Linked DNA regions of Homo sapiens: region 2 is linked to region 1. A link is an interaction called in ENCODE POLR2A ChIA-PET data of the cell type or tissue named here. Cell type or tissue: PC-9. All regions are shown on one strand. Links, peaks and the distances in the headings refer to the core of each region. The heading gives the core; the rest is flanking DNA. Region 1 has its middle 340 kb from the start of KCNH8. Region 2 has its middle 290 kb from the start of KCNH8.

What was found. Peaks named below come from ENCODE experiments on the same cell type or tissue, not always from the same donor. Only the 100,000 strongest peaks of a DNase experiment are listed, where the experiment ranks them.
Region 2: POLR2A ChIA-PET joins it to region 1 with 7 read pairs; 2 of 35 experiments call an interaction of 5 or more read pairs at or near these places.

Annotation. Positions count from the first base shown.
Region 1 is chr3:18,801,505-18,817,718 of GRCh38, forward strand. No RefSeq gene overlaps it. Among named protein-coding and RNA genes, the nearest start is that of KCNH8, 340 kb to the right of the region's middle. In PC-9, for the core only: no CTCF peak of the experiment used is centred there; no DNase peak of the experiment used is centred there; H3K4me3 peaks cover 499 bases; H3K27ac peaks cover 1,222 bases.
Region 2 is chr3:18,852,335-18,868,548 of GRCh38, forward strand. No RefSeq gene overlaps it. Among named protein-coding and RNA genes, the nearest start is that of KCNH8, 290 kb to the right of the region's middle. In PC-9, for the core only: no CTCF peak of the experiment used is centred there; no DNase peak of the experiment used is centred there.

The DNA.
Region 1 (16,214 bases), core at 5,516-10,515:
TGACCTTGTGATCTGCCTGCCTGGACCTCCCAAAGTGCTGGGATTACAGGTGTGAGCCACCGTGCCTGGCCTTTTTTTCTATTCTTAAAACAGGTCCTGTGCTCTTTGCTTTGATGCCTGTTTGCAATATACTTCCTGGGTTTTTCATCAAAAGCTTATATTAATTGAGGAGTTTGGAGTTGAAGGTGGTAGTCTCCCTCAGTTAAAAATACATTCTCTGGATTGAGGGAGTCAAGAGAGCTCTGTGGGTCTAATGAACACTGAGGATCAATTGCTGTGAGGATGTGGCTTTGCAGAACATCAGGAGGCTACATCTGGCCCAGGAACTCTGAATTTCACTAAGGCTTTCTGTCTCCGAAGCATAGTGCAGCAGCAGCAGAGACAGGGCCTGTGCTAAACTGAATCCCTCTAAATCAAGGTCTCATTCATCCTCCTTCTACTGAGCTAAAGTCCCCCATCTGACCTTACCCTGAAGCTTTTCCCCATATCCTTACCACATGTTTTCTTGGTGTCCGCTGTCTCTTGGAATGACATCCTACCTCCATCTGGCTGCTTCCCCATGACCAGAGGTGTCACAAAAGTCCTCTTCAAAGGGCTGCTCTGGCCTCTCCACCTAGGCAAATGATGCAAATGCCCTTCTTTATGCTTCTGATCTATGAAAGGAAGAAGGCATTCTGATGAGACTTGATTTCACTTGGACGATTAAAGCAGAAGTAGGACCCAAGGTCCCTCTACTCTCAGATCTACAAAATTATGATTCTATTGTCCCTCCTCTTTGGAGATAACTCTGCAATGGAGGAAGGGTTCATAAGTTAAGAGCCTTTGTTAGAAATATTGGCTCATGTTATATTATAAACCATAATCTTCATCAGTAACATATGGGAATTTGGACAATAAGATCTGTAATATTCACCTCATATCAAATGCACAATTATTCTATCAAAAGTTTCTTACAACTTATAAGGTATACTTGGCTTTTCAGAGGATGCAGTGGGGATTCTGGTGCAAATTTATTCTAAAAAAATTGTAAAACCAAAATATTTCAGAACTCTTCTACTTCTTAGCAAATGGTGCATTCTCCATTAGAATATTTGTTGGAGCATAGCAGGCAGTCAATAAATATTTACCAAACGAAAGAATGAATGAATGACTATCAATTTGGGATGCTTTATACCCCAAGATCTAAAACAATGAGCACATGTTTTAATTATAGCAGTTCTCATTTGACCCTTACCATAAATCCCTGGTCTTTACAAAAGCCAAATGCAATCTTTCAAACATGTGAGTTTCTGCATCTGGGTGATTCAGAACAGAAGGGGTTAATAAAGGATTGGATGCATCCATAGGATTTCTGTGAAGCACAAAAAGTACAGTGCCAACAAAATCCCCTGAAGAGTAAACAAAACTTGGAACTGTTGCAAACAATAAATTGTCAATACCTTATAGAAGAAATGGATAATGAAAACTTATCATGCCTATAGTTAGTATCCTCTTTAAAAGAATTTACAGAGCCTATGAAATTAAATTCTGTGCACAGTTCTCTTAATTTGTCCTTAATTAAACAATACTCCATAAATGGTGCATTCAGTGACCAAATGTTCAGAGACAGCAAAATGGTGGGTCCCAAGCCATTAGGAATGAAATAAAGGCAGTCCCTGGAGAGTCTGCAAGAATCTGGTCTCTCTAAGTGACAACTGATGGTTTAGGAAAGATAATTAACTTTGCAATTACAAACTGCAGCTTTCACGACTGCTGTTTTTCCCCCAGCATAATCTTTTAAATGTTGGATTATTTCCTATAATATGAAATAGTTTGCTTAGAAAGGGGTAAAGCAAACAAATGCCCCACCTTGGGCTGCTGAGTTCATCAAGAATTAAGTCCTTATTGATTAATTTAATGGGTATTGTTTTTTATTTCTAATGTTAGATCAATATCCATTTAATGTGTGATGGCTATGCTGATTTTCAACACACTAATTTCATCAGAAAATTTATACAAATATCAAAACAATATATTGATTCTATACAAAACCAGAAAAATAGAACTTTTATTTTTATCAGAAAATAAATAAAATTTCTGTTCAGTAAGCTATGAGGTAAAACTTTTAAAGAATCCTTATACTCCTATAGATTTAGTAACTGTATGCCATTTTTTCCTGCTTAAGTGATTCTCTGAAAATCTCATTACTTTATTTATTATGGATTTTTAAATTACCTTAGTACCGGAATAATCCAGTTTTCTTTCTCCTTCCTCAAAGAATTCAGTCTACCCTAACTCTACCTGAACAACTTTCCTTAATGTCAACTGACACTATGCATTAGGCAAATGTTAATGACAAATAAGAATTGCTGTTTTTTCTTTGAAAATCTGATCGCAGGAAGGCCACTTCATTGTGTCTATGCAGACAGAAATTGTGAACTGTATAAATATCCTGAACTAATTTTAGACCCAAAATACCCATCTTCTCCTCAATATTATCTGGTTCATCCGATGGCCATGTCTTTCTCTTCTTTATCTGATTTTCTGATTATTTCTATTTCTACATAGATGTGCCTGTCTGTACATGTTCAGAGTGGTCCTATCACTCACAGCAAATACACTAGCAAATAGACTTTGAAAGTTGACTCAGTCGTGGAAATGCACAAATTGCCTTTTGTTTACAGTATGTAATAAAGATGAAGAATTAGGAAGCATCTGAAAGATAAACTGGTTTTTATTTGGTGCCTCAAAAACTCAGAGAAAATTTGTAAGACCATCCCTTTGTCATTAGGCTTTTACATAATGTACTTAGGTTTTATTAGAAACCCTCATGTTGTTAAGGAATCTTTATATGTTCTCTGAACTTGGGCAGGATCACCCTTTCTCTCTCTCTTCCTTCTTTTCTTTCTTCCTTCTTTTATTTGAGCATCAAATATTTATTGAACTCTTACTACATACTACTACTAAGCCTGAATCTATGGCTACAGAGATCTACACAAGGAAGTGGCCATTAACTGAAAGTTGAAGTTCTTTTGCTAGCAGATCTCATACAGATACAGCCACTGGGGACTTAGATAAATACAGAGAAGTGGGCTGCTTCTCTTCCTGGAGGCTAGCTTCTACACTGGGACAGAAAACCCAGGCAACTTTCCATGTCTAAGTCCATTTCCATGTCTGCTCAGCAAAATTCCCATCTCTTTCTAAGGAAAAGAGTAATGAATACAAATTATCCACCAAGCTTCTTGACAAAAGCCCATTTTCCTACAAGATTGTGTTTGTTTCCACCTTAGTCAGCCTCCAGATTATAAGGATGCTCCTCCTTAATGCCTTTAACCTCTGACTCCTGCATTTGTCCCTTTACATTAACCTGGCCTTGGGCACTACGTTAAGTTGTATCCTAATAGCATCTGTGTATCTCCTGGGCTCCCCAAGACTATCTCCCACTTGTCTAATCTGTGACTTCTCATTTCTCTTTTCCCTATTTCCTTCACCACTTTTTTGTTTTGCATCACACCTCATCCTCCACTTGAGTCTTCTCTTTTAGCTCTCTTATGTTATCACCTGGTTTAAATTCACTCTCCCAACTCTGACCTTCTAACACATGCCCTCATGTCTCAAGAACTGTTTAGAACTACTCAGGAGGCTGAGGTGGGATGGTGGCTTCAGCTGGGAAGTCAAGGCCGCAGTGAGATGAAATCACGCCACTATAATCCAGCCTGGGTGACAGAGCAGGACCCTCTCTAAAAAAAAAAAAAAGTTCAGAAAGTATAGCATCACCCTGCCTTCATGTTTCATGGAGTTTCTCAGCTGGCCTGGGCCAGATCATGAGTGGGGAAAGGGGATGAAGGAATGCATTATGCATTCAACTGTTAACCCATAATCCAAAGCTTCATTGTCTTCTTTTCAGACAAATACAGAAGTTCCAACACTCATATTTATTATCTGCCGTTTCAAGATGAATATTTCTATGGACTTATTTTGGAATACATTGTTTTCCAACTCTAAATCATGCTATAAACCTTGTGCTTTTTTCACTACATAAAGTAAAAGGGCTACATCCCAGATGATCAGGAATGTGTCATATTTGTTGTTGTATTTCCTTGACAACTACCGTAGGATGTTGGTGGAATGTTCTCAAACTTTATCCAACAAATGCTAATTCTGCTTGATATCACTGTGCATTTTGCATGGAAAACTTTCCATCAGCAAATATGGGAATCATGGGCTAAACAAAACTAAATAGGTTCCTTTACTTCAGGACTCCCTGAGTCTTAAATATGGTAATGTACTTACAGTATTCCAAGAGGAAGATAAAGGATATGATACTTGACCATGAATGCTTTTTTTTTTTCTGAAGCGTCTTGAATAGCTAGTGTTAGTGCTCTGTGGAGCACACATTTAGTGAAATACTGTTCCACAAAATGAAATTTTAAGTATTTAGAGAGTAATTAAAAGGCTTTCATAATTTGGTCCTCATTTTCCTTTCTATCTTAACTTATTTAACTTCCATAAATTTCTTGTTAAGAACTTTATATTCCAGGCAAAAAAAAAAAAAGGCCATTTGTTATTTCAACACAATCTATGCTTTGCTAAACACCTGCTTTGCTCCCCTTTTTTTCCACTCTTCCATCTAGCTTTCTCCAGTTAAAATTATTGCCCCTACAAAACGTCTCCTTATCCACAAAGCCTTGGTTTATTACTTAACTGCATGTGACTTTCCTGTATTCTCAAATTCTGTAGTACCATTTTTTATGGCATATATCACAATCTGTTGGATATTGTTGCTAATGGTGACCTCATTTCCACTATCAGTTTCCAATTTTTTTAAAAAAGAATACTATTGTATGTTGAGTTATCTCCATGAACTAGCCATTCTTTGAGGAATTTTATTCATTTATTAATTTAGTCATTAATTCATGTTAGGATGAGTTCAATCAGCCAAGCTAGATGGCTTCAATTTCAGCCAGCCATCATAGTTGATGAGTACCAAGGCATGTTCTAGAGGTAAGAACATGTGTTTTCTGATACTGCTGTAAACAAGGTAGACAAAACACTTTCCCTCATGAATTTTACATTCTAGTGGATGCAGATTATAAACATGTAAACAAAGGAATAAATAAATGATTTGGAGAGTGGTGCTATGTAGAAAACAAAACAGAATAAGAGTATAGAGAACAACAACAGAGATGGGATGATTACATTAAGTTAGAGTGGTCAGGGCATTTTATCTATGTTAGCAAATTGAAGTTCCATATGAGGCAAAGTTCCATAGATTGACCGAGATCATTTAGATCTTAAGTATTAGAGCAGGGCTAACATATATGATTGCATAGGTCGTGCATTGCAAAACTCTAAAGAACAGCATTCTTATCATTGTCCATGTGAGTAATGCCTCTGTCAGTCTGTTTTTTTTTTGTTTTTTTTTTTTTGAGTTGGAGTCTCGTTCTGTCACCCAGGCTGGAGTGCAGTGGCAAGATCTTGGCTCACTGCAACCTCTACCTCCCGGGTTCAAGCGATTCTCCTACCTCAGCCTTCCCAGTAGCTGGGATTACAGGAGCACACCAGCACACACAGCTAATTTTTGTATTTTTAGTAGAGATGGGGTTTTGCCATGTTGGCCAGGCTGGTCTCAAATTCCTGACCTCAAGTGACCCGCCCACCTCAGCCTCCCAAAGTGCTGGGATTACAGGAGTGAGCCAACATGCCAGGCCTCAGTCATGTTTTTATGGAGAAGCAGAACCACTAAGACTGATGTGAAATAAGGAATTTATGATAGAGATTATGCCTTAAGTACAGAGGAGAGCTTATAAAGAGTTCTACAGAAAGTCATTGCTTCTTTGGGTATGGGATGGAAATCACTGTAGGTAATAAGGGACAATGGTGCCTCAGAAAAGATTACATAAAGTGGGAGAAAATTAGGACAGATAGGAAGCCACAAACAAAACGGATCCCGTAAAGACAAATTAGAATTCATGTCTGTGTCTCACTGCCTCCAACCTGAATGAAGCGAGTAGTGTGCTGACAAAAAGACCTGGAGCTTTTCACCATGTGTCTGTACAAGCACCTGGGCCAGGTCTTGGAGAAGCTGAAGGAAGAGATTCCATGGGAATTGGAAGAGCTGCAAACTGGCTGCTGCATATTCCTATGAAGTGGGCCACAAGATGATTGACACGTGAACAAGCTGCAACAGTTGCCCTACAGCAAAATTTGAGTGTAATGGCTGCTGCTTCCACATCTTGCATTAATTTCTTTTGTGACTAACTCTAACCAGAATCAATGTCTTAGAGCAGAGGTGGGCTTTCATTTCGACTTTGGGACTTCCAGAGTTACATGCTTTTGACGACACAGTATTGCCTCTTTCATGGAGGATATGTGTCATATAAATACATCTCATAATACCTACTGCAGAAAGTAAGTGCTTACTAAATATTTATTGAATAAATAATTCTCTGACCTGAAAGTGACTCTAGAGAATAAAATTCTTAAATTTTCAGAGTAACTAGACTGTATCAAAGCACACAGGCTGGAAAAAATAGTCATTTACCAAAGAAAAAATAGAGTGATCTCTTTGTCACTGAAACACTTTGCTTTTAGGAGAGCAGGACTGAAGATCTCATTTCCAAACTTAAGCATTTGTGTGGCCACATTACTAGACCAGAATTACCTGGGGAAAGAAACTTCTGGGAATTTGTTAGAAATGAAAATTTTCCAGGTCTACTAAATCAGAAATTCTGGGGATGGGACCCAGCAGTCTGCATTTGAATAACCCTTCAGGTAATTCTGAGAGATGCTCAAATTTGAGAATCACTAATCTAGAGCCACTAAATTCCTGGGCAAGTGAATAAAAGGAGAAGTCGAAGTAGGCCCTATTTGGTGAATCTGCAAGTTTGGTGGGTAAGAGGAATGATAAGAGGAGCCACCAAATTGCAACTTTAGACAATTCAGGAGTCAGGCAAAAGTGGAAATGGTAGCAAGCAGCCTTTTGGAGCAAGCGCATCTTGAAGTTTCAAATAAGTAACAGAGTCACTCATTGGCAATGCTGGGGATTTCTCCAGTCGTATATGGCAGCACCTTTTCCACCCATGCTCATGGCAGGTGGGTTGCTGATTGCTTGTTACTTGGGCAATCTCTGGGTAAATTAATGAATCACATCATGGATTCCTATCCTTTTAGTCATGCAATTTGATATAAATGGTGACGCAACCACACTGCCCTCTCCAGCTACGTGTGTTCGTGTCTCTCCTTAAGAACAGTTTCTCCCCAGATCAATGTATGATGGTAGGATAATATTTTGAAATGCTAATCACCATAAGCGTTGTTTTTTACCCTTTATTTTCTACTTGCTTCTGTGTCACTATGCTCAAAGTTGAAGCCCTGATTCTCTGTGGCTTTTCTGTTCCATTATCCTAAGACTTTAGGACACCTTAGCAGATATGTTAAACAGTTGATAAAGATGACTGAGACATAGACAAGGTATCTTAGTAAAAAACACAAACAGGAAAGAGATATTCCTTTGACTGAAGGTTGGAGATTTAAAAGGGAAGAAAGAGGAAAGACTGGGATAGAACTTTCATGTAGCTTTGATGGTGAAGAAGAATCTCAGAAAGAAAATGGTTTGTGGCTATGGTTATGTCTATAAGTGCAGGGGAAGCCTTGCAGAAGTATTCCAGGCCCCAAACCTGAAATAAAAAGAGCAGAGAGGTTGGGCTGCGTAGCTTATGTCTGTAATCCCAGTACTTTGGGAGGCTGAAGTGGGGAATTGCTTCAGCTCAGGAGTTCAAGACCGGCCTGGGCAACATAGTGAGACCCTGTCTCTACAAAAAATTTAAAAATTAGCTGAGCGTGCTGGTGCATGCTTATAGTTCCAGCTACTTGGAAGGCTGAGGTGAGAGGATCACTTGAGCCTAGGAATGCGAGGCAATAGAGAATTATGATCACACCACTGCACTCTGGCTGGGATGACAGAGCTAGACTATGTCTCAAAAGAGAGAGAGAGAGCAAAGAAAGAATAGAGAACTTCTAGGACAGCAGAAGTGTGAGCAGTAACTCTCTAGACAAGTGACCCATAACTAGTTCCATAACACCCCCTCCAAATACCTTGCCACTATGCAAAACTCAACAAGTAGAACTCAGAAAATGGCTAAGTTTAATTTTTCCTCTAAGCCTAGGAAATGAGTTGATTTATGGCAAAGGCAGTACAATTTCTTTCAGATATAAGTATGTGAACTGAAGCTAATAATTCCTAAGACTGTGACTCTTTTGTCACTAAGATTATGTCTTCTCCATTACTTTATTTTGATAAACAATGTGCTGTGTAGGGAAGACCCATTATCCCGAAATGAACTTAAAACTGCTAGATCAGCTGTTTTTAGAGGTGAATTGCCAGAAACAGGGGAAAGAAGGAAGAGAAGAGGCAAATGTAATCAGATTTCAGACTTAGTGATAACTGGTATATAAATTCTTATTTGGAAGGGCTGGATATCACTGTTACTCGGTGGTGCTCCTGCAGTGGTTTCACTTGATATTTGTCTCCTCTTAACCTAGTAGGAAAGTCAGGCTGTGAATACCATTACATGTACATAGTGCAATAAAGTATGTTTGTTTAGATATTAACAACTTCCTCCTTAGATATTAACAACAATCCTCCACTGGTAGGATAGAGAAGAAAGTGATTAAATTTGGGGACTGGAGGATGTATGAGTCAGGGTCCCAGTACAAAACAGATGAGTCATTTAAAAGAGTAGCTCTGAAACGAAAAAAAAAGGATGGTTGTAAAGAAACACAGGGCAAAGAACCCACATCCATGGCTCAGTAGAACCTGAGCTATTACACCCAAGATCCAAACAGGAAAGAAAGGGACCAGAGAAAGGAAAGGGTCCAGAGCCTGAAGGGAAAGAGATGTAGAATCAGAGAACTCGAGAGGAACAGTATGCTTCATTTGAGACACAGCCAGAGATGAGTTCACAGGAAGGATGCTGGGTGTACATCCTTAGGCCTTACCCACCTACCTATTTCAGTCTTCTCTTAGGGGTCCCCATATGCTGAACCCAGCCTGAAGCTAAAGGACTTAAGAGCCCAGGTGATGTAGCCCATGAAGTAAGCCTTTTCAGGCTGAGGCCAGGCAGGGTTGAAAAAGGTGGATCTGGAGGAACAAACAGAGGTTACATGAATGAGAAATGGTGTCTCAGAGTAGATGATGCCTGAACAATTTGAAGGAGCCATAGGAGTCTGCCAGATATAGAATGGAAGAAATTACTTAGGTTTGCTTCCCAAGTTGGTTTTATGTTGCTACAATTCTGACATTTTCTAAACACATTTTCACTTATTAGAATAGGATGTAAGCAGTATGGTGGGTGGGTTTTACCCAGCCACATTTAATTTCTTAAGTTAGTTCATATATCAATATCTTGTCACCTGTTGTTATGAGTTGAATTGTGCCCTCCAAAATGATAGTGAAGTTCTAACCCCTAGTACCTGTGAATTTGACTTTACTTAGAAATAGGATCTCTGTAGATGATCAAGTTAAGATGAGGTCAGTAGGGTGGGTCCTAATCCAGTATGAACGGTATCCTTACAAAAAGGGGAAATTTAGGCATAGAGACAGAAATGCACACAGGGAACAGTAGATGAAGTTGAAGGCCGAGATTGGGGTGATATGTCTACAAGCAAAGCCAGAGATTGCCAGTAAACTACCAGAAGCTAAAGCAGAAGGAATGGAACATATTCTCCCTCACGGTCCTCAGAAGGAACCATCCCTGCTGACCCCTTGATCTTGCCTCCAGGCCTCCAGAACTATGAGACAGTATATTTCTTTTGTTTAAACCACTTAGTTTGTGGTACTTTTTTATAACAGCGCTAGCAAATTAACACACCTCTCAGTAACATATCCTCTTATCCCCTATAATTCTTCTTCTCTGCTACAAAACACATATGTCAATGATGGAAAAACTGCTCACCTTTATACAAAACAATATAAAGTATCAGAAGATATATTATATTTAACAAGGTTATATTTCCAACAGAGGTCAATTTATTGTGAAACCAATAAAACTTAAGCCTTGAGACCCTCAATTATCTCAACCCCTTCTAAGGCCCAGTATCTAATTTTTATATTCTTAATTTAAACTCTTTTTCTAAAAGAGAGTACCCTGGTTATTTGGACTCCACAGAACCTGTGTCTGCCCTTTATCTTAACCTCTGTTGTTGTAACCCCCAATCCCAGCTAGTAATGCAACACAGTTGTGTATGTGTTTGTATCCTAATTCAGTCCTAATATGCTTTCAAATTCATTGTTCTTATAATCAACAACCATTAAAAATAAACTCGAAGGAATAACAAACAAAAAGAACAAACAACTTTGAGAGTCCTTGAACACAGAGTGTTCTAGGCCCAGTGGGATTCCAAAATGAGGACAATAATCCTTCTCTAGTCTGCACCAAATGGTGGTTTACAGTTTTAATTTTTTTTTTTTTTTTTACCTGAGGGTTCTTGTTTCAGGTGAATTACCTCAGGGAGAAAGCCCATTTTTGATACTCCTAAATCTCCCACTATTTTTTCTAGGTTGTGAAACCTCAATTGCTTTGAAGAGAAGATGGATTAAAATTACAATTACATTCATTAGCATATCTAAATGGAAGCATCCTGCCTTACTGTATGTACTCATTAAGAGTGAGCATCAACAGCATTTCAGAACTGGCTGCATTAATTAGATGATGGAATCGTGCACATCCTTAGAACTTCTGCACAGGATGGAAAGAGCCTGAAGGTTATGACCTGACTTGGCCACGGCTCTGGGGGGTTTTCTGTCTCTGTAATTTATATACCCCTCCACAATATAGGCCCTACTCTCATCTGTCATTAAAATAACCATCTTCAGGTTTCATAAGTATGTACTCAAACTTAAATCCTATTTTAGAAGAAGAAGAACAGATATCTCTCAAGTAACTCCACATGGAGTTGAGCACATTGGCTGAGGTACTGGTGAGATCATCACAGAAAAAGAAACCCTATTCATTTTTTTTCCTTTTGCTCTGGACAGCAACATCCTGGCACTTTTCCAAGCCATGCTGACTAATGGGAAGTCGTAGAGTTCATGTACACCTTCTAATATTTGGCTTTGCAAATGTTCTGTGTGACTTCTGCTCAGCATCGTGGTGGACCACTTATTCGTCAGTCCTCATGCTTCCATATGAAGAGCACACTGCTTGAGAAACCCTCTAGTCCCCTTTCCACTCCCTTACTCCTTCCTACTCTGGGGAGGAGAACTCATTTGATTGGTGAACTTGGGAGAAGGAACGGAGAAGTCTTGGAGCAGTGCCTTCCTTCCTCTCTGTTTGGAATCCTCTTGTCTATAGAGGGTACTTGTTCTGTCTGTTCTCTGCCATGCCATCAGTATCCATGGGTTATAAAGACCTGATGTTTTCAGCTATATCTATGACTACATGTATAAGTCTGTTTGGGATCATCCCCCAAAATAGGCTGCCAACAATTCCTCCTCTTCCTGCACATGCTTACCTATTTTTCTGTCAAGAACTAAAATCTATTTCCCCGCTTCTTAAATCCAGGCTGGACTTCTGATTTATTTACACCAATAAAAGTACCATGGTACTGATGCTTTATGAGTTCTAGGTCTAGACCTTAAAAGGCCTGACAGCTTCCATTTTTCCCCTAGTGGAATCTAGTTGCCATGTTGTGTGGAAATCCAGCCTGTCTTGCCAAAGAGACAAGGAGTGTGAGAGGAAGTTCCACATGAAGGGACCACGTAGAGGACAACCAAATCATCATGGCCAAATCCAGCCCTAAGGCTCCAGACATGTAGGGCAGCCCTCTTCGGCCATACAGCCCAGCCTGCCTGCCACCTGGATGCAGCCAATATGAGTGACTCCATCAACACCACACGGAGTAGAACAGCCCAGTCAACCTATGGAGTCATTAGAAGTAATGAAACATTAACACTCTAAGCTTTCGAATTTGTTACATAGCAATAGATAACTCATCATTTTTGTAAATTCATGAAATTTTAGAGGTGATGACTCAGCAAGCCCAAGTGGGCACACACATAAATCATATTCTCCAAATAGCTTTATTAGTAATTAAGATGATAGTTTAATGTCCATCTTCTCCTCCTGGGCCTGCTTATCCATTGAGTCAGAACTCTGGAGAGGAGAACTGACTGGCTAAGACTCCTTAACTAGAAAATACTTTTTTTATCTACCTAAAAACCTATGTGTCCTGTAAGAGTCAGCCCAGCCCAAACGTCACCTCAAAAAGAACTTACCTGATGCAGATCCCTCCTGTCTGTATTTTCCCGGAGTATGAGTTCATCACAGCACATGCTTGCACTTTGTGTTTGACGTTACTCCATACTCATTGAAGTCAGGGGATAGGTTTTATCTGAATTTACCTCACCACCCTCACAAACATGCCTAATCCAACATTACAGTTAATAAGCACTTCTCTTATGTAATACCTGAGAAAATTTGTCTGGTTTGCTTCAGTTAAGAGTATGAAGCTTCTTCACTCTCCCAATCCTTGTTTTTCTAAAAAGTTTTTTTTTGATGTTTTGGTCTCTATATAAAACAATATAAATTATCAGAAGATGAATTATATATTTGGTGTACAGTTTGGCGAGGTGGAACAAGCACTAGCTTTTGGATGGAGTTAAGTCTCAAACTTATTTCTGGTAGCTTTTGCTTACGTGGAATTGGGTGACCACTTTCCGTTTCTGAGCTCTAATCTCCTCATTGTAACTTGGGAATAATTACTGGTAGACTTTCAGTAATAGAGTTTTTAAACAGTTTTATTGAGATATAGTTCAAATACAATACAATTTACCCATTTGGCATGCACAATCACCACAATCTCACAATCTGATTTTGAAATATTCCTGTAACCCTATACCCATTAGCAGCCACTCCCCATTTCCCCATTTCTCTTAACACTGAGCAACCACTAAACTACCTTCCTTCTCTATAGAATTGTCTATTCTGATAATTTATAAACATTCAATCCTACAATATATGATCTTTTGTGACCATATTTTTGGTTTTTTTTTCTTTCTTTTTTTTTTTTTTTGGATGGAGTCTCACTCTGTTGCCAGGCTGGAGTGCAGTGGCACGATCTCTGCTCACTGCATCCTCTGCCTCCTGGGTTGAAGAGATTCTCCTGTCTCAGTCTCCTGAGTAGCTTGGACTACAGGCATGTGCCACCATGCTCAGCTAATTTTAGTATTTTTAGTTGAGACAGGGTTTCACCATGTTGGTCAGGATGTCCTCGATCTCTTGACCTCATGATTCACCTGCCTCAACCTCCCAAAGTGCTGGGATTACAGGCGTGAGCCACCATGCCCAGCCCTGTGACCATATTTTTTCACTTAACAGAATGCTTTCGAGGTTCATCATATTGTAGCTTGTATTAGTACTTCATTCCATTTTACTGCTGAATAATATATTGTTGTGTGGCTATAGCACATTCTTGTTGTCCGTTTATCAGTTGACGGACATTTGGGTGGTTTCCACTTTTTGGCTGCTATAAACTGTGCTTCCATCAACATTTGTGTATAAGATTTTATGTGTACATACGTTTTCATTTCTTGTAGATATATACATAGGGTTATATAATAGGAGTGGAACTGTAGTATATGAGTGTTCCCATTTCTCCTCATCAACACTTATTATTGTCTGCCTTTTAGCTTTAGTCATTCTAGTGGATGTGAAGTGGTAGAGGCATACCATCAAGATAGCATGGGTTCAGTCCCAGACCACCATGATAAAGTGAATATTGCAATAAACTAAGTCACACAATTTTCTTGGTTTCCTGGTGCATGTAAAAGATATGTTTACACTATACTGTAGTCCATGAAGTGTATAATAGCATTATAGCTAACCCTTTTACTTGAATACTGAGAGGCCATTGTAGGGTTATTAATTGGCCTTGTTTCAATATTATTGTGTCCCAGGGAATAGGAGGCCTGAAAAGAAAGAGAGAAATGGAGAATGGCTTGTCAGTGGAGCAGTTGGAACACATAACAACATTTGTCAATTAAGTTTCCTGTCCTGTATGGGTGGTTCCTGGTATCCCCCAAACCATTACAATGGTAACATCAAACATGACTGATAACAGATAGAATAATAATTTAAAAGTTCAAAATATTGCAAGAAATACAAAAATGTGATACAGAGACATGAAGTGAGCTCGTGCTTTTGGAAAAATAGTGCCAATAAACTTGCTGGATGAAGGCTTGCCACAACTCTTTGAAGCAGCATGAAGCAAAACATAGTAAAATGAGTGAGGTATGCCCTCTATTTTATTGTGGTTTTGATTTGTATTTCCATAATGAATAATTATGTTGAGCATCTTTTCATGTGCCTATTATCATTCACAGATTTTTTTTCTGGAGAACATCTATTTGTATCTGTTGCCTATTTTAAAAATTGGGTTATTTGTTTTTTTATTGTTGAGTTGTAAGATTTCTTAATTTATTCTAGATATAATTCTCTTATTAGATACAAAATTTGCAAACATTTCTTCACACTCCATAAGGTATCTTTGCACTTTCTTGATGGTATCCTTTGGGGCACAAAAGTTTTTAATTTTGGCAAATTCCAATTTGTATATTTTTTCTTTTTTCACTATTGTTTTGGTGTTTTATTTTGCCTAACTCATGTTCATAAAAAATTATTTCTCTATTTTATTCTAAGAGTTGTATGGTTTTAGCTCTTAGAACCCATTCTGAGTTAATTTTTTGAGAAAAGGGTCCAACTTCATTCTTTTGAGTGTGACTATCCAGTTATCCAACACCATCTGTTGTAAAGATTATCATTTCCTCATTGAATTATCTTAGCACCCTTGTAAAAAATCAATTGACGGTAAATATTAGGGTTTATTTCTGGACTTTCAATTCTGCTCCATTACCTGACTCTATTTTAGATTTACACTGACATTGTTCCTGTGAAATTCTCTTTTCTTTTCTGTGCTATGATTGTTACACATATTATGTCCATATATGTTTTAAGCACAATACATTGTTATAATAGTGTTTTCTAAATAAATTCCAAAGAGAAATGAGAACAAGTATATATTAGAGGAGACTGTTATGTTAGCCTTCTTCTTTATCTTTTTCATCCCTTCATTTATTCCTGTGGATATTAGTTATAACCTGGTATTATTTTCTTACTCCAATATAACTATGCTCCTGCCCACCTCCTTTGTGCTGCTGTCATCAAGTATATTATACATGCTATGGGCCCAACAATACAATTATATACATATTGCTTTATGCTAGATCATTATCTTTACTACCATGCTTTGTTTTTTCATGTCTGAAGAAATTTCTTTAAAACTCCTTCTAAGACAGATTTGCTAGCAACAGATTCTCTCAGTTTTTGTTTATCTTGGAATGTATTTGTTTCACTTTCATTTTTTAAAGATAATTTTGCTGGAAATAAGATTCTTGGGGTTGGAAATTTTTTTAATTTTTAGTAAGTTTTTTCTTTTTTTGTTAAAGTTGTATTTTAGGTTCAGGGGTGCATGTGCAGACTTGTTATATAGGTAAACTCATCTCATGGGGGTTTGTTGTACAGATTATTTCATCACCCATGTACTACGGCTAGTATCCAATAATTAATTTTTCTGATCCTCTCCCTCCTCCCACCCTTCACTCTTATGTAAAACTCAGTGTCTGTTGTTGCCCTCTTTGTGTCCATGAGTTCTCATCATTTAGCTCCCACTTACAAGTAAGAACATGTGGTATCTGGTTTTATGTTCCTGCATTAGTTTCCTAAGGACAATGGCCTCCAGCTCCATCCATGTTCCCATGAAAGACATGATTTCACTCTTTTTTATGGCTGCACAGTATTCCATGGTGTAGACATGCCACATTTTCTTTATCCAATCTGCCATTGGTGGTCATTTAGGTTGATTTCATATCTTTGAACTTTTAGCATTTTAAATTGCCTTTTGACATCCATTGTTCCTGATGAGAAGTCAACTATTAATCTTCAGGTATCACTTTTACATGATGATCACTTTTATCTCTTACTCTTTTCAAAATTTTCTCCTTGTTTTTAATCTTTCAACATTTTAACTATGATGTATAGATACAGTTGTGGGTATACAGGTGTGGATTTCTTTACATTTTTCCTACTTAGAGTTTCTTGAACTTTGGGGTATGTGCAGATTAATGTTTTTCATCAAATTTAGGAAGATTTCAGCCTTTATTACTTCAAATTCTTTTG
Region 2 (16,214 bases), core at 6,691-11,690, 52 kb after region 1:
ATCAACATATGGATGTTACTTGCAGCTTTGTGGTGGATGAAATAAGATCTCCCAAGGACAGTGTGCAGAGATCAAATGACTTAGGGCCTAGGATCAACACCAATTAAGAAACGAGCAGAGGAAAAGCCTGCAAAGGAAGTGGAGAAGAGCTAGCCAAGGAGATTGGAAACAAACCAGGTGACTCTGGATCATAGCAAAGCAATTTATTTCAAGAAGGTCCAGGAATCACATGTCAAGAATCGAACATCAAGAATTACAGAAGGCTGGGCGCGGTGGCTCACGCCTGTAATCTCAGCACTTTGGGAGGCTAAGGCGGGTAGATCACGAGGTCAAGAGATCGAGACCATCCTGGCTAATATGGTGAAACCCTGTCTCTACTAAAAATCCAAAAATTTAGCCAGGCATGGTAGCAGGCGCCTATAGTCCCAGCTACTCTGGAGGCTGAGGCAGGAGAATCGCTTGAACCTGGGAGGCGGAGGTTGCAGTGAGCCGAGATCGCGCCACTGCACTCCATCCTGGGTGAAAGAGCGAGACTCTGTCAAAAAAAAAAAAAAAAAAAGAATTGCAGGAAGATAAGGATAGACTTATATATTTTGTCTACAATTGCTTGATTTTTCCCTTATTTTTCTTCCTGCTGCAACAAGGCATGAACAAGAAATTACCTTTCCAAACCCCTGCTTACATGCTTCCTGACACACGATAGGTCCTCACTTAGTTGTCATTAGCCCTCATTCTTTTCATTTACATAATTTCCTCAAGAAACTTAATGCAAATGTCATAATAGAATTTTTCAAAGAACATGTCTAAACAGTGGCTCCTCAGGGCCAGGCAGAGGGCACCATCCCTTTGCTATAATCTGTTCTCTTCCTATCACACTCAGTTCAACAAAAACAACAGCAAAAAAAAAAAAAAAAAAAAAAAAGAAGAAGGAGAAAAAAAAAAAAGAGGGGGAAAAAAGGGAAAAAAAAAGCCCTTATCTGCACAGTTGTGATGAATAGACTTGATTGGGCTCTCACACAGCAGGCAGGTGATGGCCATTGCCTGTCTATTTCAGGACTAAACTTTAGACTGGCCACAGGTGTTTTTCCTTTTTTGGCTCTGCGGCCCTGCCATCATTAAGTTTGCCTGAGGCAGCAGACAGCTTCTGGGAGACCAAAAGATGGGGGGAGGCAGGGTGCAGAGACAATCCAGCTGACATTTTAAGCAGGAAATGCAACCATCTGAATGTAAAGAAGATAAACCCTGTCTCTACACAGACTGTTCACTCAGGGGAAATTGAGGTAAAATATAACAGGATTTAGAGAAGGGAAATTCTAGAGAATGTGCCTTTGAAATAACCCTTGCTCTTGCCATCTGATTACTAGTAGTCCTTTCCCATTATCTAGAAAAAAAATGAAAAAGAGGAAAATGAAATTCAGAGTTATGACTGGAAATCTGTAATGTGGTGGGAATGCTTTTCCTGTATCAAATTTAATAATTAGTTTAAATTATGTACTCAATCTAACAACACAAATATAAAACATATATGTATAAAATGAACTTCGTAGGGTTTCTTCTTAGCTCAGATAGATTGTTACTTTTTATGAAGTATGATTTCTAGGATACTGAAGAAGTCTTCTTGCCCCTGCTTCTCAACTCTTACCCCTAGGAATTTCTTATCTACCAACTGGTGGTGCTCTAAACTTCTTTAACAGGGTGCAAATGTTTCAAATTTGAGTTTAGGTTTGACATCCAAGGTCCCTAGAGGAAAGCGAATGCTATCTTAAATTTACCTTAGATTATAAATGTATGATATCATAGCCTGGTGTTAGGTTTTCATAACGAGGCTGTCATTAGAGGTAGAAAGGACAAGATGAAATGCGGAAGTGACAATTGTGAAGGCAGTATCCCTAAGACTTTTACATCAGCCTGGATTGTTTTTTTTCCCTGATGAGTTTATAAATTTCACCCTGGAGTATATATGAGTAAATATATGCAAAATGCAGATTGCATTTCTGCATATGAAGACTTTTACACCAGAAAAGGAAAAATTATGTGAAGTAAAATGAACACCATTGCTTACATAATTTCTAAACATAGCTTAAAAGTACAGATTCATAGATTTTTAAAATATACGGATCATGGGGAAAGTTAAGAGTTTTGTTTGCTTGTTTTTCTTTCTGCCTTTTAAACAGAGTAGATGGATTCTTCCCCAGTTGTTAAAAATCCAATTTCTGTGGAACATGGAAACACATTTCTAAAAGATTATAAAATCTTTTATTTAAGATGATCTTAAAATTTCATGAAAGCCCATTTATTTTGTAATTTAAATGTATTATTAAGAAAATTATAAAAACATTATCCAGACATTTTCCACTATGACATTCTTGTACTTTTAGGAAGGAAAATGATGCCCTGTAACAGAAAACATACTTTTCAAAGATCAGCCCAGCAAATTGGCAGCATTGCCAAAGTTAGAGCTGTGAGATTTGTCTTCCAGGTCCCTGTTCTAATCTGCTGGATGGTCTTCTCTTTTAGTTATCACATAAAACCATCCATGTAGCTGCAGAGAAAGGATAATTTTTTCATCAAGTGAGCCAGAGATTCTGGCAGCCATTTTCTAAATTACTACCAAGACTCTGTTATTGCTAGGTTTCCCACCTCCACCCCATCCCCAGTGGTTGATTTAAAAAACACATTTATTGCTGTTATAAAAGGAGTAAGTGATATTTACATGACTTTGTATATTTGCATGTATTGTTTCTTTTACAGAGGTAATGCTCCCAAGGGGACCTCATAAATGTAGACTATTTAATCTACTCACATGCTGCTCAAGGACCTCCACATTTGGAATCTGGGATGAGTTTCCTCAAGCTGGAATAACTTAAGGATGCTCTAGGGGAAATCTGGCTGCTGATGGGCTGGAGAAGCTGTAGTGAACAATATCTGGACTTACATGTAGATCATTGCTTGGAGGAACTAATGATGATAAACAGTCATTGACTTTGAGCCTCATCCCAGAATATGTGTCCTGGGCTAATGGATAATGGGAAAGAATTAGACAGTTCAAGTATGCATTCCAGTGGGCACACACATAGACTTAGTCTATTAGGAGACAATGCTCTGTACTTTGTCACCACGATATTTACAAGGATACACAAGACAGTCATATTTCTTGGTGCTTTAAATACCCATATGTATTTGTAAACCATGGGGTTGTAAAATCCAGTCCCTTTGGATGGATTAAGAGTAGAACTGAAGTGAAAGAAGTAATGGTTGTAAGTCAATGTTTTTCTTTGTTGCTGTTAACAGAATAATAGGGCTACAGAAGAAATATCTCTTGCAGGTGGGGCCTTGGGAGGTAATTAGGCCATGAGAGTTCTTCATTAATACTTTTGCAAAAGTATAATCTTCATTATGGTGAGGTTCTCTAGCATTAATAGAAGAAAGCTTCAAAATTATGGAAGATAATCATGTTTTATTAAACAAGCCTGGTTGCAGCTTATGCCACTCAAGGTACAGCACTAAATTCTAAGGAAGACACAGAGTGAGAAAAGTAATGGCTCTGCCTGCCCTTGAGGAGCTTAGAGTTTACCAGGGAAGATAAGGAACACAAATATAAACAATGATAGTAGAGGATAAAGATCAGAAAGTTCTATAGAAAAAGTTCAGGAGAAAACTGTGGGAGTGGTGAGGAAACAGGCTCTACTCAAAGCTGTTCGCAATCAGGGAAGATTCCTTGTGGCAGTGAGATAAGATTAGGGCTTTAAAAGATAGGTGGAATTTGAGTATTTAGAGATGAGAGAGGAAGGAATTCTAGGAAGAAAAACCAATGCAATCAAAAACTTGAAGAACTATATAGAAAGACAGTCAAGTTCTGAAAACAAGAAAGTTAAGATTGACTGGATTTTTATTAATCAGTTCATAATTGGATTTGTTTAGAGTGCCTAGCAAGATGAATCTAGTTTCAAGAATATTTTTCACCTATTCCACATACCTTGGTGAGAGAAAGCTAGTGGTTATGGAAAAGACCGTATGGAAAGATTGAATTTAGTTAGCTACAGAGACTCATTGAGAAACAGGAGAGTTAGCATTTGCTTGAGTGGAGCATCTCAAGGAAACCCTATTTGGAAGTGAGCAAGTTTATTATGTACGTGGAATATTCCATTGCCTAGCATTTGTTGGATATATTTTTTTGGTTCTCAGTTTTACCGTTAACATTCATTTCAGGAAGACATGTCTATTTTTTGTTGGCTTTCTATCATATCCCATGGGTCATTTTCAGACTAATTTGTGTTTTTCAAGATTCAGCAACCAAAGCTATCTTCTCCGTGAAGTCTTCTTTCCTCAACACGTCCCTGCAAGTGTTTATCAGACACTAATATAATCTTTTCTTAGCCTATCTGCTCCGCTTTACCCCCATCCTCCACCCAAGAAAGTGTTCTCAAATAACAGTATTGATTGGCAGAGAGAAAATGAAAAAAAAGAATAAAGGAATATATTTTTAAATTGATGTAGAGTTTGCTATCTTACTGTGAGCCATTTGTGAATATATTGGTTATATTTCCCTTTTTATGAATAAGTGTTGGTGTGACTGGCTAACTCTTCTGAAGGAAATAGATACCTGCAGAGTCCATGTCATCTGCAATCTCACCTACCACTTTGAGCTTTCATATCAGTGTACTGAGCGTACGACCGAACCCTAATTCTTCACACAGCAAGGGCCAAATAAAAGTAACTATCTACTTACAAGACTTGGAATTTTGGTGTGTGTGGAGGGGGAGGGGTGTACTCAGTGCCCTGGAAATCCTGATTTCAACAGTAGCATGTTCATTATTTCAGAAACGTTTCTAAGATTACCAAAGACAATGTTCATTTACTCTCTATAATTCACTTCCTCCTTTCTTTCTTCCCATTTGGTTTTTGTGATTCTTGGTCTGTTCTTGACTTCAATAATGCTGACGATCTACAATTTCCTCCTCTATTTTTTGAGTATCTTTTTTTTTATAGTAGCCTATAAACTACCTCGTTAATCAGATAGTGTAAAATCCAATTAGAGACATTAGAATCCAGAAATACAAGTGTTAAGGAATGTATTTCTTGATTGACAAGGAAGCCAAATAGACCCATCTATTTAGAATCTTAGCAACAATTAGCTGCCTTAGTTTCATTTATTGTGACATAAAAAATCTGGTTTATTGAGAGCTCTATTGAAGAAGATTTCTACGACATGCACCATGAGAAAATATCTTCAAACTAAAATGATTGTTTTGCTGTAATAAATTGAACCATATGTACACTATGTTATTCAATCTTTTTTCTTCAAGGCATAAATTGATATTAAAGAACATTTAAGTCATAACACATGGTTATCCAGGCATGAACGAGGCAATAACCCATATAAGTTGTCAAGGTGAAGCCAAAGCATTTATTAAAGGTTTGTGTTGTTTTTGAAAAGTGCATGGTTGGATAAACATGGATTAGTGCTATTATGCTGCTACGATGACTCAAGTGTGTTTTTACAGTGTCAGTAATTTTTATGTTTAAAAATCACTGGTGCAGTATATTAGCTATAATTTATGTTTATCATCTTGTGTACTCTAATAGGTTTCAACAAACCATTTAACACTTCAGCTTGTGCATATACATTACTTAATAGGTATTTATCTTAAAAAAGAGATACTTAACGGGACTTTCAAAGCTTGCAACTGCATGCTAAGAGAGAATACTGCAGTGTGTCACATTAACTTTCTTTTTCCTGTTTGCAGTTAACTTTGAACATTCTGACCACTTACTTCTTTGTTTAATGTGCCTCAGAATGGTACAAGAAGAATATAGTCTGTTAACGTCCTTGTCAGCAGGAATGACATCAAGTTCTCCCTGCGTTGAGTGTCCGTCACACTTGCTAAGTAGGGTGGCTGCAAGATACAGCCAGCACAGCCGAAAATATGACAAAGGCCCAGAAATCAGTTTGCCTTATTGGGGTGCCCTTTCAGAAGGTACTGGTTTACTTCTGACTGTAGTTGTATCTGTGAGGCAATTTTTGATTTATGTGACCTAGACACTTATTTCAGAAGAGTCTCAGAGAGAACCCTAGGGCCTGACTGTATGGGAGTGGGGGTTGGTGGGGAGTCAGTTGCAACTTCCCAGTCACAGGAGGTTTGTTGCAGCAATACAAGAGGGGCACTTCATTTATCATGACACTATTGATTCTTCCAAATAGTGCTAAGCTTATTGTTTTTGCTGCAATGATGACCTATTTCTCTTTTGGTTATTCTAGGTAGATGAATTACCGGAGTTTAGTTTTTTCATAAAGGAGATTGATTCACTTTTAAACTATATCCAGAGTTGGTGATGTGGAATGAGGTGTTTGTCTTTAAAAAAATAATTAGTTTAGCTTAACTACATTTTAACTTACTGACAGGCATGACAGAGATGGATTTGGAGGGGGAATACTCATGAAACTCTAGTTACCACTCAAATAACTCAAATAAATGATGCCACTTTATTTCTGAGATGGCTGGATGAGACTTTGTTAGGGATCCTGAAATTATAAATATACTAATCCACTCAGTAATAAATGTTTAGAAAGAGACTATAAATTCTCTAGGGCCAACCAAGCACATCAGTTGGCTGAGTTAGCAAACAGGGAGGATTTATTACTCATCGGAGACAGGCTGACCAAGATGAACTGTTTGGTATTGTGAACAACCTTTTCTCTTGTAAAACTTGTGATGTCACTTTGACACCATATCAGAGATAGCCATTATATCTTGATCTTTTCAGAATTAGCAATCTCTGGTAACTGGACCAAAATAGTTTCTTAAATATTTCATACTTTACTATTTTCATAATACCATTAAAGTTATATGCAAAACATGATGGACAGTTTATAAAAAAAATGCGTGTAGATAGTGTTTTCCATGAAAATAATTAGAGGGAAAAACTCATAAGCATCCAGCATGAATAGTTATAGTTTCAAAAGGAACAATAAGGATAATGGTCTAGCCGAAAACTTCCAATAGAACTTTCTAGAATGATATAGAACTTTGGGAAATGATGCACCTTCCAGAATGCATCATTTGTATAAGCTTCGGGTCTTTAAAAGGAACGCCAAAGTGTTAACCTTATCTAATATAAAATGTAGAATCAGAATTGAATTTTTTGGAAAAAGACCAAAAAAAGTTAAGCATTGGTATGAATTTGGACAAGTCAGTTAACCTCATTGTATCTCCATATCCTTGCTATAAAATGAAAAAGTAGGAAGAAAGAGTAAAGCCCCTCCAGCTCTAAATTTTATGATTTTCTTAAGTCTAACAATAATTAAAAATTGTGTGATAAACTAGTTTGTTCATACCTGTGGCATACATGGTGCTTCTCTGAGAGTCCTATGGTTGTAACATTAAGCAAATATCTAATTTCCACCTTCAAATTACCTAATCATAGTCATAGGAAGATGAGCAGCCAGGACATTAGATGACTGGTGGTTGGGGATATTGGCAAATCTGGTTGAAAAAAAATTAACTTTGGTCAGTATAACAGGTATGTTAGCAAAGCTTAAGTAAACAGCTTAATTTATTCCTTCATTCACCAACTACTTATTTATCCCTTCTATAACTCAGGAACTATGTTAGTAGATGAGAATACAAAAATTAATAAAACCCAATGCCTTCCCCCAACAACTATACAGGGTAAATGGCTAAGACAGATAAAGAAGCCTAGAATGGCCCATTTGGAAAGATTAAGAGAAGGCAATGAATTTTAACGAATGTGATTAATTTAGCCAGGCAGAAAAAATTATGTAGAGGCAGGTAGTGGGATTGGGGTTGGATAAGATTTGGGGCAAATTTCAGGTGGAGTCTTCAGTATGTACAGAGGTGTGAACACGGGAAATAATTTATTGCACATTATGATCTAAGAAGAAATACGGCTTCAGAGTTGTAATTTGCAATAGCTACACTCTTCCAGGGAGCTAGAGCAAGTGAGAGTAACACAATAGCGAGTGATGGGGGGCTGTGCTCAGCTGGAGGGCACAGACTCTCTCTAAGGGAAAATGTCAGTACTCAGCCCCAGTGGACCCCTATCTTGGAGAAGACAGAGCTGCTGTTACTATAAGGCTTTTACCACATCTTTTGAAAAAGTGATCACTTGGTCATGTGAGAAAGGCTATAATACATGATAGACATGTTTAAATCACTGCTTAAAAGAAGCAAAACATGGTTTCAAGGCTATATGTGTTAAAAGCCTTGTGGGATATATTGTTTTACATTAATTACAATCAATATTATTACTGCATTAAATGTAAGAAGTTTTCCTTTCTTATAATCTCAAAATCTGTCCGTAGGAATCAACAGTATTTTAAAAACTTTTTAATTGTAAAAAATTTTAAACATACACAAAATTAGAGAGAATAACATAATCTAGGTACCTGATACCCAGCTCCAACAATTATCAACATTTTACCATTCTTGTTTAATCAATGTATTCACTCTTTAAATCCCTTCATTTCATTCCTTCATCCATAACAACTACTATTTCTCCAAAAGATAAGAAGTTTCAAAACATTATCACACTGGATAATATTGCAATAATCCATTATTATTATCTGATACCCAGTTTATGTTCAACCTTTCCTGATTATTTCATTAAATGTCTCTTTTTCTTTTAGTTTGTTTAAATCAGGATCCAGACAAGGTTTTAAGTCCATTTGCAAAGCTCTTCTCAAAAATGATTTTGCAACAGACAAAGCTATTTACTTTAAAGAAACTGTGTTGCCCTTAACGATAAACATATAAAAAGTGGGCCATGATTAATGCTCTTTTTTTTTTTTACTTTTTTTTTACTTTTTTTTTTACTTTTACTCTTCCGGGCTCAGTTAATTATTGTTCTGTGACCTTGATTTTAACCTTTTGCTTAAATTCCTTCATCTGTAGAATAGGGATTTAAAAAAAATCTATCTCGTTGAGTCCTTAGTAGGATTAAATTAAATAAATCAGTATTGGGGGATTTAGAATAGCACCTAGTACAAGGCGAGCCTTATGTAAGGGTTTGTTAAATAAATTTTTTTAAAGTAATTCCCTTCCCTCCCTCTCCCCCTCCCCTCCCTTCCCTTCCCCTCCCCTCCCCTCCCCTCCTTTCCCCTCCCCTTCCCTTCCCTTCCCTTCCCCATGTTGGCCAGGCTGCTCTCAAACTCCTGGCTTCAAGAGATCTGCTCTCCTCAGCCTCCCAAAGTGCTGAGATTACAGGCCTGAGCCACCATGTCCGGTCATTATGACCCCCCCTTATCAGAGAGAGATATATATATATATATATTTCCTTTTAGACTGGAAGATCCCTGCCCTCATTTTCAAGTGACTTGTGTGATGTTCTCTATTTTGTGCAGTGAGGTAGTCTGCCATTTAAAAATAAAGCCCTTAATGTTTAAAAAGAAAAATACAAAATAGGATAGTTAGGTTTTTTTTCATTGTCAGAAAGGCAAGTGTCAACAACATCATAGAGAAAGTTGTGGAATCTCCCCTGTTTGTGTATTGAATGAATTATAATAACATTGATAACATCTTAAATACCAGAAGGCTTATGATCCTTTTATTTTTATATGTGGAAAAACTTGGGAAATTTGGCTACGGTTTTCTTGTTGTTCTATTATAAGAAGAAAGGGGGTTCTTTGTGGCATTACTGCATTTAATATGCAGATAACCTTCTGCCTTAGATGACACATAAAATGATGCTCAAATTCTAAGATCCTTTTTTATCATCCCAGAGAGAATCAATTTGTACAAACTTGATAAATAGCGATAGTCCCTATTTTTTGTTTTTAAAGTCAAAAGAAGCCAGTAAGCTGAAGAAATCATGGGAAGAGTTGGGTCAAGCAATTCCAGACAAAGCATTCCAGACTGCTTCCAACTTCAGAGAAATTTTCTGACCGCCATCTTAGACTTTCCTTATCTATGATGTCATACTAAAAGAACACTTTGACTATGTAACAACAGATTATAAATACATAACCTACAATTTGTATTTTTGCCTCTCAATCCAAGATACCAAAAATTATATTTAAAAAAATTAGATGAGTCCTAAACTTCATATTTATAGGATTCAAACAAGTTTAGTAGCTATATCCTCACATTCTTCTTTAGTGTGTTTTTTTTGTATAAAGTTCAGAAACACTGCTTAACAAATACAGAAAATGCTGCTAGTGTTTTACTATTTTAATTTGAACTTTATATATCTCTTAAACTATAAGTATCCTTAGCAAATAGTTGGCAGTCATAGAAATTATCATCTTTACGTTTAATCCCTCTCTCTCTTTCTTTCTTTCCTTTCTTTCTATTTCTTTCTTTCTTTCTCTTTCTTTCTCTCCTTTCCTTCTTTCTCTCTTTCCTTCATGCCTTCCTTCCTGCCTGCCATTATCAAGCACTTGAAACTCAACATATATAACACTTGTAAAGTCCTGAGAATGTAAAAGCAGATAAGACATGCTAGCTGCCCTCACCATGCTCACAGTCTAGTGGGGAAGACAGATTGTGTAAACAATCAGCATTGTCATGACTTAGAGGTGCCATGATTGAAACTTCATGGTGAGAACATGCAGAGCCATGGGGATATAAATATAAATTTTCCCCTCTTGGCAAAGGTAAGGCCTACATAACAGCTAAGTTACAGAGTGGATCTGAGGTAGGGAATGCTAAGGGGGAACAGGTTTGGATGAGGAAATTTGAAGTGACTACAATATATCTAAATGGCAATGCCAGGTAGGTTATTGAAAATGGGGGTTTAGAGTTTAGAAGAAAACATCAACCTGAACACTGGTGAGCCAACAGCATTCAGGCAGAAGTTAAAGCCAATGATGTGGGATAACATTCTACAGGAGTCCAAAAGACAATCGCCTCAACATCCCCAAGGGAAACTTCATTCTATTAGAGACAGAATGAAAAGGAATCTATGTTTTCTAAATGCATTTTAAATCCTTCCCTGAGAGCCAGCTTTGAAAAAGCATCTTGGCTCTAAGGAAGCAAGAGAAAGTATAATGGAGGGGAGAGAAGAGGAGAGGGGGAATAAAACTGGTTTGAATTGTTCGTGATCTCTAAGTAAGAAAGAGAGCAGGTATTCAAACCTAGAATTCAAAGCCCATTCTGTTTCCCCATGAAAGCCATGGGTCAAAGACTCAGGGAGAATTTCTGGATACAGCATATTCTCAGCTGTGAGAGGCAGAATAAGGGGTTTTGTGAATTTAAAGATGGGTTTGAGACTCATCTTGGAGAGTGATTTGTAAATATATAGATTAAGTTTCCCTGTAAAGTTAGGTTGGGAACCAAAGATGAAAGTGTTTACTAAGAATGCTGATGCAAAATGTCTTGGAAAGGAAAAGAGTGTTATTTAAGCACATAACTATGCCTCCAGGTTTATCTCCTCGCGTTATTATAGGTAGTTGTTAAAGAACTTGTGTAACAGGTAATCAAGCATCTTGAGGACAGTAGCTTTGATGAGTCGTCTCTGAGTATGAATCCCCTGATTTCATCTCCTGTGGGTCTCTGCTGTCAGCCACTCTAAAACCTTGCAGCAAGGCCCAGTGTACAGGGGGTATGGGCTAGGATGTAAGCCTCATGAGGAGACCTGCGTGATTCTCCACATATCTTTCCATGCTGACATACCATACCACCTCTGTGACCTTGGGCCAGTTTTGTAGCATGTCTGAGCTTCAATTCCCAGATCTGTAAAATAAAGACAAGAGTCCTTACCTCCTGAAGACTCAACATGATAATCTAAGCATCATCAGAATGGGGTGTTAGCCTTGTTCTAGACCAATTCCTACCTCATAGAATAATAAGCATTTCATAAATATTTGTTGAATGAGTAAAAGTACATAAAGTATGTAAGTGTGTCTAGCATAAAATAGGTGCTTAAGAATTATTTACTTCTTCCGGAAATTAGTACGGGCACTCACTCTTCCCATCTCCCAAGCTTAGGTAAATACACTTCTATCTCATCTGCCTATACATATTACAGATGTGCTCAATTTCTTAAGGAAACACCATTGATGTACTTCCTTGGACTTAGACTTCACCTGAAAATCAACAGAGAAAGTATCACAGGATGAAATACAGTTGCAAAGCAATATTTCACAATGTTCCAAGTGATTTCCAAAGACTGTTAATGGGAGCTATGTGGGAATAAAAACATATCAAATGTCAAGTCCAAAAATGTTGAGGGATCACTGCCTTAAACAGGTTTCTTCATTCTTGGACTTTTCAAAACCTTTATTTTTCTAATGCAAATTGTGATTCTCCAAGAGGTGAGTAAAATACACAACTTCCCAACCCTATTTGATCAAAGGACCCTTTTGTCATAGAAAATATTTCATTTTACTGAGATAACTCTTTGGGAAATATGGATCTAATCATTAGCTAGAAGAGTAGACACAAGGCAAAAGAATTCATTTTTATGGGGTAGTAAAACACTTTTTTAGGTCAGGGAAGGCTTATTTAGGATTGAGATGTGGAGCTCTCACAACCCAAGACAGTCATCGAGGAAATTTCCTTCCAATGAAGCAGTTAGGTGAGTGAAAACAAATGAACATAAAATATGTATATAATAACACCTTGGGAAAATTGAACATCTCTCCATTTAACATCTGTCACATAGATAATTGTAGCAACTAGATTGATTATGAGAGAGGAAACTGGAAGTTCAAAAGGGAAGCAGCTGAGTTTGCTTATATCACCTGCAAAGGGACTACTTTCTTTGGCAGATTGATATTGCACAAAGGTTTGAAGTTTCATTAAAGACGCATGGTTGGATGCTGTAACAGTATGTTACAGAACGTGTGTGTAATCAGACAATACGTTGCATCAGGCTATCAGAAAATATAATAGTATTATACATGCATCCTGGACTGTGCTATGCTGTACATGACATCCTTATACAAGGAAACTATATAACATCATGTCATATCTGAATAACAATAAAAATGTGATCAGCACATTAATAGTAAAATGACAGGTCAATTCCTCTGAATCATGATTTAGTGTCAATTGGGATTTTTTCCCTTGTGCAATTTTATAATACTTCAATGTCTATTATAATTGTGAAAAGCATAGATGTTTGCATTTTCTGAAAGTCCTGGTTATGTAAAATGGAAGAATTCAAAAACAAAAACAAAACATGAACAAGGACAAATAGCACAACAGAATTGTTAAGTTAACCATGTCAAGGGGGGCATTCACACCTGCAGATAATACTCTCTTCTTTACATGTAAACTTCCTGCTGAAAGCAGGTCAGAGTTAACAGCTGAATCAACTTGGAGAGTTTTAAAAAAACAATTAGTTTTATGTTCCTTTAAATAATTGCTTCATTATATTTTGTACATCTGTGCAGGGGTCTGATGATGACATTTGGTAAATTTCCAAATAGCTATAAAACCAGGGGAATACCAGTTAAGCAATAGTATAATCCACCTGTAGGTTAGAAAGAGGCTTTATATAATAGCTAAAACAAACAAACAAAATCCTTAAACAAAAGAATTGATTCTGCTCTGTGAGGAAATAATTCTGTTTCAGGTAATGATATCAGATACCGTATTTTTAAAAATAAAATTGTCAGTAGTTCAGAAGAGACCAACAAAAATGTTAAAAGGTTTGGAAAACAAGACCTGTGAGAAATAGTTAAGAGAATGGGAATATTCATTCAAGTCAAAGGAGGCTGAGGGGAGATATAACTGTCTACCTAAAAGTTAAATGATGTTACAAGCAAAAGAGGCATTAATTATTAGTGGTAGTAGAAGAGGGTAGTTAGAACAAAAGAGCTGCACTCATTTTATTTAGTATTAGGAACAATTTTTGTAGCCAAAAATCATTCATATGATAGAATTAACTGCCATTACTATTGCTACAGTAATTTGTTATGATAAGAAAGGAAACGTATGTCAAAGCATTCATGGATTCATAAATTAACCTATAATAAATGAATGAGCATCACAATTCACAATAAGAATATTCTTAAATACTTAAATCACAAATGGCCGATGCTTTTAGTAAAGAAGCACAATTAGCAAATACAAAAATTTGACATTTGTTCTTTGAACTATCTGATAATAAATTTTTTATAAAGTTATAATTATCAAAGAATGGAACTATCATATGAACTGACAGAAAGGGTTGAAGAAACAGAAGATGAAACCTAGAAATGCATTCTTACTTTTTGTATAGAGTAAAATACATTCTTACATTATCATATAGAGAATTAATATATGACAAGAAAGTAGGAAAATAAATTACATTTTTAAATTTGTTAAGAAGAAAGGGGAAAAGAAAATTTTATTTTATAGATTAGGCAAAACAATTGATTAATGATTTGGATAAAATTAAGGTAATAGTCACATGTTACACCAAAAGGAAGTCTTGCTGGATTAAAACAAGATTTTCAACAGGTGGTAATGGGAGATGATGGGGGGTGTATATGACAATCTTTTCAAGGTTTTGTGAACTACAAATGTTTCCCCCACTCTGAGAGTCTGCTATACTTCCTGAGAGTTACAACTCTGTCCTTGGTGAGAAAATTGAAGTTAAATAGATATAGTGATTTGCCTAAGAATTAATTGAACAAGTATTTATTTAGGATCTGCTATTCACCAGATATTATGCTAGGCACTAGAAATAGATAGATGAAAGGGTAAGATCCCTGTTCTAGTGAACTTTAGTGTACACCTGCTGTTTTAGTCCGTTGAGACTGTTATATACTATAGGCTGAATGGCTTAAACAACAAACATTTATTTCTCACAATTCTAGAGGCTGACAAGTCCAAGATCAAGGTGTCACCAGATCCTGTGAGAGCCTGATTCCTGGTCTGCAGATAGTCATCTTCTCATTGTAACCTCACACAGTGGAGAGAGAGAGAGCAAGATCCCCTGTGTCTCTTCTAATCCTGTTCATGAGGACTTCACCCTCATGACCCAATTACCTCCCAAAGGCCCCACTTCCTCATACCATAACATTGGGGATTAGGTGAATTTGGGGATAGATACAAACATTCACTCCATAGCACCTGCTGTTCTCATCTGCCGAACATCCACACACTTATCTTCTGATGGCAGCACCCTGATTTTCCTGTGGGAAACCATAATACTTCCAACCTCAAATGATGGGGTTTAGATAGAATTTCTTCCACCCCTAACCCCAGGTAGGAATATGGAATTTTGCTTGGCTAATGAGTGTGCATTACACCCCGGCCACAGTGATTGGTTCAAGAATAAACATTGAAAGGCAGTCTTGGCTCTGATGTTGGGACTATTGGTTGGATGATATCCTCCTTGCTTTGGTATTTCTAGGCTAGTAGAAAGTAACCCAGAGTTACTATAGGTCATTTTGCCACTAAGTAGAAAAATTTGCCTTAGGATGAATTGAAGAAGTAAAGCAGAAAAACAAAGAAAGAAACAGCATATTCTTATTGTATTATTTGAACTGCTGGATACAGCCTTGCCTGCAGGTGACTATTCCTGAACTTTCAAATTGTGTAAACAAATAATTTTCTTTTTGTGGTTGTTTTCTCATTAGTTTTTTTTTTTGTTTGTTTTTTTTTTTTTTTTTTTTTTTGGTGGGGAAGAGACAGGCAATCAATAAGCATGTTTAAACAGTAAATCAAATCAAATGGTGGAAGGTGATAAGGTTATGGAGAGAAGACTAAAGTAGAGCAGGGCATGATGTGTATGTGTGGAGGGGAGCACAATTTAAAAAAATGAGTGGCCAAACTAGGACCTTCTGAGAAGGTGACGTCTGCAAAAAGACTTGAAAAGTTTGAGGGACATCTGGAGGAAGAGTATTTAGAAAGTCTACATCCTAAGACAGGCGATTAATAAAGAAATCTAACTTTTACAAAAGAATCTCTGCCCTACCTTCCTCTCTATGGTGGAATCCTATTAATTTCTTTTCAACTGCTGTATTTCAATTGATCTTGGACAGTTATTTGTTAATAAGGAATACAAATACTACTCAAGAAGCTCTAGATTTTAGAAGCTGAAATCAAGAGAAAACTGGCTAAAATTGGCTATGTATTATTATATGTATATAATTATATATATGTATATGTATGTATATAAACTTTTATTTTTTCAAAATTCTACTTATGGATAAAGTTTTCAAATGTAAGCTATTTGTCCCTTGCTTTACTTTTGAAAAGTAGATTTAATAAGCTAATATTTAAGCCTGTGTACAATGATTCCACAATCAGAGTTTAGAATAT